2 separate regions of the Homo sapiens genome follow, and region 2 is linked to region 1. Evidence: chromatin loops called from intact Hi-C (ENCODE). Cell type or tissue: gastrocnemius medialis. All regions are shown on one strand. Links, peaks and the distances in the headings refer to the core of each region. The heading gives the core; the rest is flanking DNA.

Region 1 (5,378 bases), core at 79-5,078:
GGCATTTTTTGACTATGCCAACCAGACGTGGCTTCCGATTAAGTTAGGCCAATGGGAGGCACAGGAGTAAGATAAGCTGGCACTAGGATGAGGCCAGCACATTTATTCCCGTGATTTCTCCCCACTCTCCAGAGGTTGCAGTGCCTGCCATCCTCTACCAAAAGCCACAGCTTCTGTCAGGCAGGCAGCTCTCTCCTACAACCTCATCCACCGCTATTGCTCGCTAAGATTCCAGCAACCACTCCCTTCCTTCTGCCCCATGTGGCTATCCTGGGTGTACTTCACTGTCCCTTAGTAGTTTCCCGAAACCCTGCCCACATTTTATAAATGGTGTCTTCTTTCGACTACCCAGTTATCCTACCTTGAGGGGGATTAGATACAGTACCCTCAGGAATGTCTCTGACCCCCACATCTAGCTCCATGTTGTCAGGGCTCCCCAGATGCCTGCTTGACATTGGTGCATTGATCCCAACCTGGCTCAGAATCACATTTGTTGATTATATTCCAGGAAGTCAGATGCTTCTGCATATAGCCCAGTTCCACCTTGATTTCTTAAATTTCCCAACCAGAGAAAATGGGCATTTGTCCCCAGTGTTAGGATTAATCTCCATGGAGTCTGGAGTTCCAGAATAGTCCTTGAAATTACAAATTATACTGGTTTCCCTCCCTATATGTCCACTGTTTTTCTAGACCAATTAGATATGTAAACTTGTAGTTGGTTTTTTACAGAGGAGGGACAATTTCTCTCTTGAAAAAATTCTATTGGCCGGGTATGGTGGCTTATGCCTGTAATCCCAGCACTTTGGGAGGCAAAGGCAGGCAGATCACTTGAGGTCAGGAGTTCGAGACCAGCCTGGCCCACATGGTGAAACCCCGTCTCTACTAAAAATACAAAAAATAAGCCAGGCGTGGTGGTGCATGCTTGAATCCCAGCTATTTGGGAGGCTGAGGCAGGAGAATCTTTGAACCCGGGAGGCAGAGGTCACAGTGAGCCAAGATCATACCATTGTACTCCAGCCTGGGCGACAAGAGCACAACTCCATCTCAAAAAAAAAAAAAACAAAAAAAAACTATTATCTAGTTGAGAGCTATTGAATGTGTCCTGCCTGCCCATGCCATGGCCATCGCTCTAGCTCGGGCTCCTGGAGTTCAGGCATCTTGGGGCCTACGACAACTCCTGTTCCCTCCACTCCCCATTCCACAGCACTGTATCATCCCACAGAGCAAGTTTTCTGTCCCTTCAGGATCCCTAGACGCCCCTATCCAGCCAACCCACTGCAATGAACAGGTGTTCTGGGGGTTGCACTGGTCCAACCACAATATATGTGGTACTTTCCTCAGCAACAGGATCTGAGCAAATGAGCCTCTTGACTCAAGGTCCCCCAACATCTCAGGGAACTCAGATCTGAACAGGGAGGTCTTCAGCTTGCTGAATCCTTTAACCTAGTTCTGGAACTTCAGTAAAAAGAAGTGAAACTTCTCCCAGGAGCCTCCCACTGTCTCCTGGCCTAAATTGCCTAGAGGGCCCTGGGAGTGGGATCTGAGACATGCTGCCTAAGGGGAAACTGAGGCCTAGAAAGGAGAAGCAGCCACAGGCCTGAGTCCCAGGAGAGAGGCGTGGGAGGAGGGAGAAGTGTCTGTGTTGCTGGAGATAGGCAGATGCTAGCATTCTGAGCTGGAAGGGGTGGAGGAGGGGGCAGGAATGCATGAAGGGGGTCAAAGCTATGGGAAAGAAAAAGATATGCAATGGTGTGTGTGTGTGTGTGTGTGTGTGTGTGTGTGTGTGTGTGCGCGCGCACGCACCGGGTGGGGTGTGACGGAAACAACGGCTTTGGCCAAATTAAGATTTAGTCCTGGAACTTCTGCCAAGCTTTTTCTCCCTTCCAGTCATCTGCCCTTACCAACGTTAGGCAGTCACAGTGTCCTTACGAACGTTATCACCCTTTCCCAGTGCCCACAGCTGGAGGCTGATAGCTGGAGGCGGACTGGCACTGGGGCAAAGTCCGCCTGTCCGGCTCCCTTCCTGGCCCACTCCCTCCCTGGCCCGAATTGCCCCTGCCCACTGGGCCTCCCTGTCCACCAGGCCCTGTAAAGAAGAGCTGGCACCCTCACCCCACAGCTCCTCATGCCAGGACAGATACCTGAGCTGGGAGATCACCCGACCTCTCTTTTTAACCCGCCTCGGCTCATGTGACGGGCTGGAGTCCAGGCAGACATATGCAGGTCAGGCATCCAGGCAGGCCACACAGCGCTATTTATTTCCTACTGGGTTCTCTTCACGCAGAGCTGGCAGGGTGGGACTTTCTCATTGTATTTAAGCCCCAGCTGGCGCCACAGAACTGCCCCAGCCTCAGCCTTTGCCCCTTTTCCAACCCAGTAGGTAAAAATAAACCCATTTGGCAGCTTTGGGGAGTGGGATGGGGACTGCTGAAAAGGCGCTGTAAACACGGCAGTGGGGGCGGGGTGGGGTTGGTCGCAGCAGGGAGGGGTCATAAACCCTGGCTCTGCTGTGAACTAAAGGGACGGGTGCTTGGTCTCTCCAGCTGGGCACTCTGCCTCCCACTTCTTCAGCTGGGAAGAGCCTGGGCACCATTCATTCGCAATCTCTGAGGCAGAAGGCACTGGAGATAGTGAGTGGTCACTGGTGCTGCGGGGTGGTGGCTAGGGTAGAAAGAAGGGAAACAAAGAGAAGTAAATGGTCATGGCTAGTGAGGGACGCTTCGTCCGAATGGGTCTTTTGAGGAACACTTGGCTAGGACACTAGTTCATGTCTACCATCATATGTATCTCACTGTACTTCAATTCTTAACATGTTTGACCTTCCATTAAATATGTGTGTTATGTTTGAATAGATCCAGCACAGCGCCTGGCCCACCGAGTACACTGGGCATTTACTGAGCGACTGAAGAGAAGGCAGAGAAAGGTGGAGGCGGGGCCTGGCGCCCCCTGGGGGGAGCCCCGTGAAAGTGCAGCCGCAGGGGTTGGGGAGGTAGGACATTTCCCACCCAGGAGGCTCCCGCAGCTGTTCCCTACCAGGTTTCTAACTTTACAACTTCGACTCTGTGGTCTGGGAAATCTCCGCCTTGTGTCTCCCTCCGGCCCCGGCCCAGCTTTCCCAGCGACAGCGGCGCCTCCCCTTCTGAATGTAGTAGAATTTAAGCCTGGGACTAAATAAAGAACAGAGGAAGTCCTCTCTTTGAAATGCAGCTGCCCCAGGCCAGGTTGGGCTAGGAAGGGGTAGCAGTAGAGTGTGTGACACAGCGGTTGGGAAACAGTTGTGACTGCAGGAAGACCCACCACGGAAGCGCCTGCCCCTCATTATTTTAGCAGCATTGAGGGGAAGCACCTGTGGTCCATTGCGCTTCTTGGTCCTCCAAAGAGCTCTGAAGCCTCCTCCCTCTCACTCATGCCACTTTGCCTGGACATCTCGCTGGCATTTTACAGCAACTAGTGACTTCAGTTCCAACGGGAAAAGGGATGAATGAAGAGTGTTTGCTGAGAGGGGAATGGAACCAGGACAATGTGGGACGCTGGCTCAAAAACTCGGGTGAAAGATCTCAGGGATGAGGTTTCTGAATTCATCTCGTGTATTCACCTCAGTCTCAAGTCTCTGGCTGGGATTGTTGGTGGGACAGAAGTAAGCAATGTTGTTTTAGCAACCAGAGAAAACAGCAACGCAGCCAGCTACTTGTTGAGGGAAATGAGGGAATCGGGGAAGAGAAGTGGGGAAGAGAAGTAGGGAAGCCTGGTCTGCTGGTTCCTCCTCCCCTGCAGATCTCAGGATGGCTAATCTGGGATAGAATCAGTTTGATGAGGGAGCAGAAAAAGCCAAACCCCTGATCTGAAATCATGGCAGAGAAACCTGAAGGGTAACCCCATTTCATCTTCAACGTCAGAAACGGAGGGTGGTGAGAGCCAAGTTGCTACTGGATAGCATGTCTTCCATGCCTTTCATTCCTACCATCTTTTCTCCTCCACCTTCAGCTCAGGACACAAGCCCCTTACTCTATACTATGCACAGACTCAGAGAACATTCTCTTCTGAAACTATCTCCCCTCCCCATCCCATTCACTTACAGAGTTACACAAATTTTAAACCAGAACAGAGTGCAGATAACTTGCTGGCAAGTTTTCTCTAAAGCCATGGCCTAGCTTTTGTTAGATTCTAAACATATGGTCAACAATGCTGCTGACGCTCCCTATCCTTGATAAATGCCATTAGGGTGCTTTTTTTGCACACAACAGTTGCTCAAGTCACTGGTGAAAGAATCAATGCACCAACAAAAGCCTATATAGACATGCTTGAGAACAGCAAAAGTGAGTGCAGCTTGGGTCAGGGCTCCACCCTGGGAATGATTAAGAATTCTCTGCAGTGGTTCAGATTGGGTGTCCTGGATCTGCTCCTCAATCAGGAGATCATCAACAGCCAGATTCAAAGGCAGGGCTGGGCAGCCTCTGCAAAACGAGGTCAAATCATGTCCAGGCTCACTCTACTGGAAGGTCAAGGTCAGTCCTTAGCATCTGCACAGACTAGCTGCAGTCACTTTATGTTTCTGCTTTTGGACTGACAAATTCCTTCCTAGAAAGTAAAAAGCAATGGGCAATGCACTAGTAGCCCTCATTGCCATTTTCACTGCCTTTTCTACGCGCTGATAGTTTTTGTCTTAAAAGGCATAAAGAGCCATGGGAGTATCCTGGTTTGTGGTGCCTTTGATCATGGGGTTTTTGTTGTTTTGTTTTGTTTTCGAGACAGAGTCTCCCACTGTTGCCCGGGCTGGAGTGCAACCTCGGCTCACTGCAACCTCCGCCTCCTGGGTTCAAGCGATTCTCCTGCCTCAGCCTCCCGTGTAGCTGGGATTACAGGTGTGTGCCACCACATCCAGCTAATCTTCTGTATTTTTTGTAGAGACAGGGTTTCACTGTGTTGGCCAGGCTGGTCTTGAACTCCTGACCTCAGGTGATCCACCCGCCTCGGCCTCCCAAAGTGCTGGGATTACAGGCTTGAGCCGCCGCACCCGGCCTGATCATGGGTAAATTTTAACAGCGATATTGCAAGCTGAATTTTCTTTTAAATTCTGCCTGCTCTATAATTCCGCTAGCAGCAATTAATGTCTCCAACCTGGAGTTGCTCCATGTGAGTATAGGAAGGTCCATGTCTAGCTTTAGGCTGGGGTCCCATAAGGCAGAAACCCTGTTCAAGAATCCAGGGAAAGCTGAGAACAGTGGCTCATGCCTATAATCCCAGCACTTTGGGAGGCTGAGATGGGCAGATGGCTTGAGGCCAGGAGTTCGAGACCAGCCTGGCCAACGTGGTGAAACCCCATCTTTACAAAAAAAAAAAAAAAAAAAAAATGCACAAGCACACAAAAAATTGGCCAG
Region 2 (5,378 bases), core at 80-5,079, 150 kb before region 1:
TGAGACGGAGTCTTGCTCTGTCACCCAGGCTGGAGTGCAGTGGCGAGATCTCGGCTCACTACAAGCTCCACCTCCTGGGTTCTCGCCATTCTCCCGCCTCAGCCTCCTGAGTAGCTGGGACTACAGTTTCCTGCCACCACACCTGGCTAATTTTTTTGTATTTTTAGTAGAGGTGGGGGTCACCAAACTTTTTATATAGTTCAGATGACATTTTAGTAGCTGGCCATCTTTTTCATTCCTAGATGCACCATGATCAATTCGCCTCACTAAAAATCTCTAGGTTTCAAAACAGTTTGATTATCACTATGCCCTTTCTGTTTTTTATGGTATTTATCTTAGTCTATTTTGCATTTCTATACAGGAATACCTGAGGCTGGATACTTTATAAAGAAAAGAGGTTTATTTTGGCTCGCAGTTCTGCAGACTGTGCAAGAAGCATTGCACTGGCATCTGCTTCTGGTGAGGGATCCAGGAAGAATCCAATCATGGTGGAAAGCAAAGGGGGCATGTTACATGGTGAGATAGGAAGCAAGAGAGATGCCATGCTCTTTTAAACAACTAGCTCTCAGGTGAACAAATAGAGTGAGAACTCACTCGTTACTCTGAGGAGGGCACCAAGCCATTCATGAAGGATCTGTCCCCCTGACCCAAACACTTCCCAGTAGGCCCCACCTCCAACTCCAGCATTGGGGATCACATTTCAGCATGAGATTTGGAGGGGACAGGCATCCAAACTATGTCAGTATTTGCAGTCCCCTTGTCTCTAATGGTTAAATTATAGCATTTGGCCTCTGCTATATGGGAGTCTCATCATTTCTATTAAAATCAGAGATTCAACTCAATGGAGGTGTCTTTCACCATCATACCTGGCTTATAGAAGACAGCCACCACAGAGCTTTTCAGAGATGCAAGTGCTACCTTCGTCAATGTGTTTCTTAATGTCTTTATGAAAGGATTGTCCTCTAGGCATTCTGGGGGATGGATGTGAGGCTGGTAGATGTAGAGATTTCATGTGATAAAGTCACTCCATCATTCCTTCCTCCTTAAGTCTTGGATGCCTTCCTCTACATTGTGTCAGGGAAGTTCTGGCATTCCAGCCTTATTGAACATATGCCACCATTGAGTCCAAGGTTTAGTCAGCCAACCAAGAAATTTTAGAGCCACTTCCAGTTACAAGAGCTAGCTCACTAAACCCAGAATGTCTCATAAATACCCCCAATAAATTCAATCCAATCCAGTGCTATAGTCTATCCTCCTTGGTCTAACACCCTTAGAATCTATTCTCACACATATTTCCCAAGATTCTGCCAGTATTTATTAGTAAAGTCTTGCACTTCTTTTAGTGTATAAACTATTCTGAGTCGGACTTTGTCCATGCCCTCCAACCCCCAAAGAAGGGTGAGATCCGACCCTAATGGTGAGGCAAGTGGCAATAAAGAGAGGTTGGGATGGGTCTTGAGAAGGAGAATTCATTCCCTTGAAGGAAACTGCCCCAAGTGAAGTTGTTATAAGGTTTTTCACAAACGTGGTTGGGATGGTTGATTCCACACCTGGTGGTGATTGCTGAGCTGCAACATGCAATCTACTGATGAATCTGGGGAAGTTCCTGTCAGACTCATTATAAATGAAGGACAGTATCTTGCAAGTCATTTAATGGAAATTTGTCCTTATCATTATCCTGGGCCCAACCCCACCTCCCAGCTACTATATTTCTTGTTTGAAGCAGGTCTCATCTAATGCACCCAGGCTGCTACAGTGCCATCTAGTGCCAATTGCACAACCCGCCTTATACTTTACATGCTACTTACAGTAGATCAAGAGGGCAGATTCACCTTTTCTGGTGGTTTTCCTAAAACTAGTTAGATGCCCAGAGGTTGGTATGGTACTTTTTCAGTCTACAATGGTGCAGTATAAAATCATCTTTTGAAGTCCCTACCAGAACTGTGGGCTGGGCAGAGAAATATTCTACCCAGTTGGCCAACAGAGTCTTCCCTTGAAGCTGAGCTAAAGTGAAGACCTGCAGGAAAAGCCAGTGGAGGTCAGGCCCACAGACAGCATCTTCTGAAGTTCATGCCCACCCACCCCACACCAAGTACAACTAACAGTACAGACTAAAAAGCCTATCACATGTGGAGATCTCACATAGGTATGTGGAAATCATGCATTATTATCCCTTCCTTTCAGATGAGAGCAGTCTTAAGATAATGAACCAGCTTGGGTTTACACAGATAGCAAATAGCAGAGACAGGTATTCCAGCCCAGGTCTGCTGCCTAGGAATGCTGTATCTACCACTCTTCACAGCTCCTAGGTGAAGCAGTGGGGGCAACACCCATGGGGGCTGCTTTGAGGGACATCATGATCAACATATACAAAGACTGTTTGCCAAGAACAGAGAGCAGCTTTGCTCTCTCTCCCTAAACAAGACCTGCTTTTGAGTTCATGGGGAGTAGTACAAGTTTGTTTCCAGAACCTTCTGCCTTCCTTCTCTGTCATACAGAATCCTCATGCACCCTCTTCACTCATGATGTCCCACCCAGGCTGTCCTTTCCTGGCCAGCATCTCTAGCCCCTGCAGCCTCTTCACTACATCTGTCTCTCACCTTCTTTGTTGCACCACAAGGGGTCCTTATTGTCCACAGACCAAATGGGCTGGGAGCCTTTTCTTAGGACTCCTGCTAAGACTTGTGTCAACTGCAGGCACACATACATAGCAACAAGCCCCTCTAAGGTGGATGCTTTGTCCTCATGGCAACACTTTCTACACTACCCTCTGTGAGTTTAACCTACCGCGAGTTTTCTTGTACCTGGAAGTCTTAGGGGCTCCTCACCCTCCCACCTCACTCCATTTACTCTGTCTCAGTGCCAGATCTCTGCTCACCTAGTTTTTTCCTACCTCACCCCACCATGCGTGCACATGGGCACACACACACACACACACACACACGCACACACACAATTCCCTTCATACCTCTCCCTAATTTTCTGAATTCTATCCTTCCTTCAAGGCCACAGTCACTCTACATGCACGGTTAATTCTACTCTCAGAGCTTCACATCACATCAGTCAATATCTTTTGTTTGGTATGGTTTGTTTTTTGTTGTTGTTTATTTTTGTTTAGATGGAGTCTCGCTCTGTTTCTCAGGCTGGAGTGCAGTAGTGCAATCTTGGCTCACCGCAACTCCGCCTTCAGGGTTCAAGTGATTTTCGTGCCTCAGCCACCAGAGTAGCTGGGATTACAGGCATATATCACCACACCTGGCTAATTTTTGTATTTTTAGTAGAGACAGGGTTTCGCCATGTTGGCCAGGCTGGTCTTGAACTCCTGGCCTCAAGTGATCTGCCTGCCTCAGCCTCCCAAAGTGTTGGGATTACAGGCATGAGCTGCCACACCTGGCCTATATCAATTTTTATGGCACCAAATTAGGAACCAAAAGCACTATATAATGAATGTGTTTATTTACTGTTTTAAATATGCTTTCTGCTCCATTTTTTAACATCATAGTTCATCTCTTTAATAGAAAAAAAGTTTACCATCACCTTAGAAATTATAGTTAAATCAATTCCCATAACTTCTTTCTATATATTTGCTTCTATATATAGTTACACCATTTCAATGTTTCTTTTTGCCTTCCTCCTACAAATATAAATTGCACACCATTTCTTTGTCATACACAGTGCTAAGACCTGGGAATTCAGTGACAAATAAAATAAACATGGTCCCTGCTTTTGTGGGGTTCATACTCTAAGAGAAGACAAATGTAACACAACTAAACACATAAATATATAGCTACAATTTGTGATTAGTGGTCTGAAATAAGGGTGCCAAAAAAACAAAGGAAACTTATTTTCAGATTTTGAGACCAGAGAACATCTGAAGAGGTGATATAAGTAAGCTGAGATGTAATGAGAAAGAAGGAGCCAGGAAAAGAAAGGGTTGAGGGGAGAGAGTTCCAGGTTGAGGGAACAGCATGAGTGAAGGCCCTGAGAGAAGAAGGAGCTTAGCATGTGCACAGCAAGAACTGATCAGTGGCTATATGACTATAGCATGGTGAGTAGAGGATAGTGTGGCTGGGCTGGGAATAACTGCAGAGGTGGAATCAGGCAAGGTCTTGAAGGTCATAGTAAGGAACTTGAGTTGACTCTACATGCCATAGGATATGGTTTGGCTGTATCTCCACCCAAATCTCATCTTGAATTGTAGTTCCCATAATTCCCACATGTCATGGGAGGGACCTGGTGGGAGGTAATTCAATTATGGGAGCAGTTACCCCCATGCTGCTGTTCTCGTAATAGTGGGTGAGTTCTCATGAGATCTGCTGGTTTTGTAAGGGGCTTTTCCCTCTTTGCTCAGCACTTCTTCCTGCCACCATATGAAGAAGGACATGTTTGCTTCCACTTATGCCATGATTGTAAGTTTCCTGAGGCCTCCCCAGCCCTGCAGGACTGTGAGTCCATTAAACCTCTTTCCTTTATAAATTACCCAGTCTTGGGTATGTTTTTATAGCAGTGGGAGAACGAACTAATACCCATAAGAAGCTTTAAAATTATTTTAAGCAAGGAAGTGACATGATCTGGTTTACTAGACCATTGGATGACATGTACAAAATGGCTTAGAAGGGTTGAGAGTGGAAGAGACAGGCAACTTAATAGGCTGTGACAGTGGTCCGGATAAAATATGATATTGACTTGGACTAACACGATACCAGATTGATAGTGGAAAGGGGACCAAATCGTAATATATTTCAGAGGTAGAATGATAGGACTGGGTGATAATTTGTACCAACTCTAATTTATCCTTATTGTGATACATTTTTTACTGGCTTGCTCAGGGAGAGTTCCGGGAATTGTATTTTCCGAGTGCATACGTTATGAGTGACAATTTACCTAGGCATAGAATTCTCAGGTCACACAACTTCTTTCCTTCACAGATTAAAATACTTTGTTTCATTGTCTTCTCACATTTAGAGTTATGGAAAATAAATCTGAAAAATGCTTGACTTGTTTTCTCCCTGCCTATTTATTTATTGAGTTTTTGTAGTATTTTAGATGTAAAAGTTCTACCTGAATATATTTCAGAGTAGTAGCTCTTTTCTATCTGCCAATGTGATGTTATTTAGCCTACCTAGCATTCATCCCCCTTTCTTCTGAAAGTAGCAACCCCATTTTCCTCTGGGAAATGATATTTCCCTTATTTGCAGTCCATATGACTCTAGGTAAAGCTGACCCATCCTCTCATCCCAGGAGTGGGTGTGTGCTGCCGGTGAAATTAAGGCAACAACGCTTCTCAATTGCATAGATTGATTCAAGGGTGAGTACATGACCCAAGCCAAGCCAATCAAAATCAACGAGGATTAACCCAAGGTTAATGGTACATGTAT

Evidence for each region. Hi-C counts contacts between places; a loop is a spot of excess contacts. Peaks named below come from ENCODE experiments on the same cell type or tissue, not always from the same donor. Only the 100,000 strongest peaks of a DNase experiment are listed, where the experiment ranks them.
Region 2: it touches region 1 in a loop (11-fold over the local background); 5 of 110 quality-filtered maps call a loop at or near these places.

Annotation. Positions count from the first base shown.
Region 1 is chr1:206,656,221-206,661,598 of GRCh38, reverse strand. No RefSeq gene overlaps it. Among named protein-coding and RNA genes, the nearest start is that of DYRK3-AS1, 23 kb to the right of the region's middle. In gastrocnemius medialis, for the core only: a CTCF peak has its summit at 2,960 (motif pointing left); DNase peaks (open chromatin) are centred at 2,158 and 2,948; H3K4me3 peaks cover 1,105 bases; H3K27ac peaks cover 3,677 bases.
Region 2 is chr1:206,806,067-206,811,444 of GRCh38, reverse strand. The region is part of intron 2 of IL19 (interleukin 19); the gene reads right to left. Among named protein-coding and RNA genes, the nearest start is that of IL10, 36 kb to the right of the region's middle. In gastrocnemius medialis, for the core only: CTCF peaks have their summits at 1,751 (motif pointing left) and 2,618; no DNase peak of the experiment used is centred there.